Regions from separate parts of the Homo sapiens genome. Here region 2 is linked to region 1. A link is a loop called in an ENCODE intact Hi-C map of the cell type or tissue named here. Cell type or tissue: PC-3. All regions are shown on one strand.

The links. Hi-C counts contacts between places; a loop is a spot of excess contacts. Peaks named below come from ENCODE experiments on the same cell type or tissue, not always from the same donor. Only the 100,000 strongest peaks of a DNase experiment are listed, where the experiment ranks them.
Region 2: it touches region 1 in a loop (3-fold over the local background); 1 of 110 quality-filtered maps calls a loop at or near these places.

The regions. Positions count from the first base shown.
Region 1 is chr2:99,571,331-99,573,830 of GRCh38, reverse strand. The region is part of intron 18 of AFF3 (ALF transcription elongation factor 3); the gene reads left to right. Among named protein-coding and RNA genes, the nearest start is that of REV1, 83 kb to the right of the region's middle. RefSeq lists an enhancer at 1,118-1,619. In PC-3, no CTCF peak of the experiment used is centred here; no DNase peak of the experiment used is centred here.
Region 2 is chr2:99,661,809-99,664,308 of GRCh38, reverse strand. The region is part of intron 12 of AFF3 (ALF transcription elongation factor 3); the gene reads left to right. LOC124906051 (a long non-coding RNA gene) reads right to left here. Exons shown (of 3, transcript XR_007087155.1): 3 at 2,493-2,500. Among named protein-coding and RNA genes, the nearest start is that of REV1, 170 kb to the right of the region's middle. In PC-3, no CTCF peak of the experiment used is centred here; DNase peaks (open chromatin) are centred at 1,038 and 1,418; H3K4me3 peaks cover 743 bases; H3K27ac peaks cover 2,222 bases.

The sequences.
Region 1 (2,500 bases):
TCAGTCACAATCAGCACATTCAGCCAAACCACCAAACGTCCCTTCTGTCCCCATGGTGCCCGTAACAGGAGCCCGGCTACCTGAACCTCCCGACAGTGAGGAAAGACTGACTATAGACGCCAGGCGCTGAAGGCCATGGCATGTGAAATGTGGCCGGGAGGAAGGAAGAGGGACTTGACATTTGTAATGTACTTGCACAGCAGTCTCAGAGCTAAAGGATTTTAATTTTATAGAGGATGGGAATACTCGCATATTGTAAAAGGTTGAATCCCTAGCAGCATGATTTAGTCAAAGGACACCAATTAAGATCCTTGAGTAGGCGAAATTGCAGCTGGGAAGGCGCTCCCCCACCAGGGGCTTGCAGTGGGCATGTTCTCTTGAGGGTCTCCTCTCCTAGTCCTTTCAAAGCAGGGACCCTACCTTTTTGTTTTCCTGATTAATCATTAAGCCTTTATTGGTCTTCATATGGAATTTCTCCCATTATGAAATCCCTGTCTCAAGGCCAGGAGCTTCTTTTGTTCTAACCAAAACAGAGTGAGAGAGTAAGAGTGAGTGAGAGAGAGAGAGAAAGAAATGAAGTAGGATTTGCAAAGGGGTGCGGGGGACAGGGTGCGGAGACAAGGACATTCAGATCTCCTGGATTGAAATCTCAGCTGTCCAATCATCTTTAGGGTTTTGTAAGATTATTTTAAATGTCACACTCAGAGAAAAACAACCATCAGATTGATAATTTCCCATTTCAACAGAAAGTTACTTTTGATTCAACACCCGCCCCACTTAGCCTGAGCGTCCTGCAGAGCAAACCCTGCCTTCTGTGGCCGGCTGAGAGGGAAGCAGTCCTGTGGCCTGAAGAAACAGTGAATGACCGCTTGTGCCTGGGAGAAGCCCGGTTCCAGGGACTCTGAGCCCCAGCCGACATCAAAGTTGTGGAAATAAAAGCTGTGTTTGAATCCTTGCTACCCAAATGCAATCTACCTGGATCTGTGGGGAAGTGCCTATAAAGGCAGTGCCAGCATCCTGGAGTGGCTGACTCTGAAGTGCCCTCATCCATAGTCTTCACTGACTCTGTGTATTAAAAATAATTACTTAATTTCTTATGCATTCTCCTCAAAGCTTGGGACATATTAACACCTCTGGGGCTTATCAGATGACAAGCTGACATATCGGATAGCAGATGATGAATTCATTTGGTATGCAGTTGCCTATTTGTCTGATTTGGATTTCAACTTCCCTAAGAAAATCATCCAATTTCTGCCGCGCCGAGGAACTTGTTGTTCAAACACATTGAGCTCTCATCCCTGCCAGTTTTCACAAAACAGGCTGGCTCTACTGAGGGCGGCATTTCACAGAGGTAGGAATTACAGAAAGGAGTCTGCCAGGCTCTCCGTGGGAGACCATTCAACTCTATCCCGGCCACAAAGGAGAACAAAAAGCAAGGTTGCTTTAATATTCCCATGCCAGAAGAAATATGGGGGTAGCTCAAACCCTGATGCTGCTGAGAACCAAGACCGTGTGTTTCTAGGTGGGGGGGGGGGGGTGGTGGGAGGGGGAAGAGAAGAAAAGAAAACATTCTATTTGGATCAAGTGCTCAGAATGCTTTTGTTGGAGAGAGCTCTCATAATGAAGATGCATGCAGCTAAGCTCTGGCTTTCAGATCACTCAAGCCCCGTTTCTGAAGAGCCCATGATTCACAGTTAGTTCCATTTATGGTGTTTAATTAAACTTTTATTAGGTTTGCTCATGTGTCATCATAAAATACCATCACTGTGGGAAACAATGGGAAGAATTTTATTACACAAATGAAAAATGAAAACTCTAGGTTTTCCATGTTAAAAAAAAAATAGAAGATTAGATGGAAAATCTATTTGAACACTCAGATAAGATCTCATTTTAGTACCTTTGCTGTATTATATTCTATAACTGTCACAATGGTGACAAGCAATTTTACTTTTCCTACTGACTTGTGTATTGCTGTCAGAAGGGATGCCTTTGTGATTCGTGGCAAGGCTGGACACTGGGTGACATCCCATTGGTCCTGCTGGCTTTATAATGATCTGCTCTGGAAGTACAGCACTAGAAATCACTCGAAAGGAGAAAATGGGCCAATCATCAGGCAATCTTCAGTGACTCATTATAGTGAGCCCTCCATTCTATGCAAAGATGAGAGTTCTAACAAATGTGTTCGTTAAGTGGCCTCCAGATGGTACCTATGCTATTAGCATCTCAGGTTACTGCTCTGATTATAGCTGCTCTGATACGGTCAGAAAATTAGGTGTGTTACTTACCCACATGTGCTATGGTGAGAGTCTGTGACTCAGCCTCCATATCAGGATTTAAAAATATGCCCCTATGCTGCAGATGAAAACAATATTGATTAAGGAGCTTATATTAGGAATTGTGAGCCACTGCCATCCATAAGGGTAACTTAGAAGGCTGGTGGAAACTAAGATACCATAGCTTATTACCAAGATAATCCTTTAATGAAATGCATTTGAAGTAG
Region 2 (2,500 bases), 90 kb before region 1:
AACATAAATGAAATGGAAGCATAGCCTTATGGTTGCACCTATGATTTTCACACTGGATGAGGTTCCAACTGGAAATAGCACAAAATATCTGAGAATCAGCTTTCTTATTTAATCTGAGTAAATGAAAGGTATGTGATACCTGGAGTAATTTGTTTGATCTCCTTTCTGTAACTGTTGGTTTTAACAATTCCAAAGACCAATGTTTTTGTGAAACAATGTGAAGGAATTAGAAGACTTAAGACAGTAAGTATTAAAAAAATTTAATAGATTAGGAAGGGACTGATTAATTATATTGCATGTCTTCCCATTTGGCAAAAAGATGAGCTCTGCCTCTCAAGTCAGGGTAAGCTTGGGAGGTTGGACACAAGCAAATAAGTAGATGGCATTACTATAGCTAAGGCATGAGGACAGGGACACATGATTAAGACTTTCAGCAAGGAGCAGCTGAGATAGTGTCAACTGCAGACAAGTGTTTCGGAGATGACAAATACATAGCTTAGGGAGAGGAAGGGACCAGGGATCTAAATTGAATGGCTATGTACATGCCTGCAGCTTCCAGTAATTACGTTATCCAAACATATTGGGCAGTCTTTTTATTTTAACTCTGTTGCCACATTTTTCTCTTTAAATGAACATGGTTTATCCCCTTTAACTGACTATTTTAATTTTACAGACAACAATCATTGGATCTAATCTGTAGAGGGAAATTTCCCCATTGGCGTTAATTTACTTCTTGCACAATGAAAAGCTGCCTTTTAATCCCCAATCAATATTTGGAGAGCATGCAATTAATTTAATAGATATCTAGATCATTAACATAAATCTGCAAATTAAAGAGCCAATTATTTTCTTATTTATAATGCATAGAGTAATAGTCGTGTCTCTTAGAAATAATGTAAAGCCTTGCTTCATCAAGATACCAAGATTGTAGGTGAGGTTGCTCTGAGCACAAAATTGCAGTTCTTATTGCTGTTTCCTTTGGTTTCCTATGGAGCAGCACAAGAAACATTCCCATCTCAATTCTGTGCTCTTTACCACAGAGATTACTGGATGACTCACATCAGTTTTGGGTGTACTCTTAAAAGCAGATTGCCAATTGTAATGGAAGCTCTTCATTTTTTCCCTTGTTTCTTTTTAATATGACAATTGCATAACACAAAGCAGAGCTTTTAAAATGTCTGAAAGCATTGACAGTACATGTCAATCAGTAACTAAATGAATTAGCTGAATGATATGCAGACATGGAATAAAAACATAGGAGGTTTTTGCAGCCCAACTCTACTTCCTTAGTTGCATTTTTCTTCTCAGGATCAGCTTGGTTGATCCTGACGCTCTTGGCCTGTGAAAATTTATTACCCACAGAGTCAATCTGCATTCAGGCAGCCAAGTCTGAATAAATAGAATCATTGTGCTTGTCTGGGATTTGTGGCCAGGGTTCATCCAGTCAGCGTGACATTCACATCCCAGGAGATTCATAAAAGCCAACACCCTGGTATGTGCTCTTGAATCCTGCCAAAATTGTGTAGAATTATATAAACAGGAGTTGAAGCAGTAATCAGGACCAGGTTTGAGGGGCAAGGCTCCAAAATGAAGTTTCTCCTACATTAGAAATGAACTGTATTGTCAATGTTATTTGTAGGCAAACAAGAGCTAGACAGTTTTTGCAAAAAACTGAGTATAGTCTCAAATACCTACTAAGTACCAAACATCATGTAAGATGCTGGCTTGTTGGTCTTAATGAATTAGACATTAGTAATATTCGTTATGATAACTTAACCACAGATATTTTGAGTAAATTTTCAATGCCAGGAAATCCCTTGCCCCAATGGACCATACAAAAAGTATATATTAAATATATTAAACCTCATAGCAACACAGAAAAAAAGAATACTGTATGTTCGTTTTTCTTTTTAGTCTTGCATTTTATGTTGTACCTGAGCTAAATACCCAATCTGTTCATAATAACTAATTGGTTTCTATTAATATGGAAACAGAACAATAACTCTAATTGAAAACTGCCTATCAGACCTTTTTCATATCCGTATATGAAGTAATCATATATTTGAACCTCCCATCATAATCAGTGAAACTCAAATGTTCAGCAGAAGGGTTGGTTTGTTTGTTTAACCATCCTAAAGCTTTTAGTTAAGTAATTGCCTTTTTTTTTTTTGAGACAGAGTCTTGTTCTGTTGCCAGGCTGAAGTTCAGTGGCGCGATCTTGGCCCACTGCAACCTCCGCCTCCCGGGTTCAAGCGATTCTCCTGCCTCAGCCTCCTGAGTAGTTGGGACTACAAGTGTGTGCCACCATGCCCAGCTATTTTTTGCATTTTTAGTAGAGACGGGGTTTCACCGCGTTGGCCAGGATGGTCTCAAACTTCTGACCTCAGGTGATCCCCCTGCCTTGGCCTTCCAAAGTGTTAGCATTATAGGCATAAGCCAGCGAGCCTGGCCAGTAATTGTATTTTATAAATAAAATTTTACTGTCACCAGAAGCAAACAC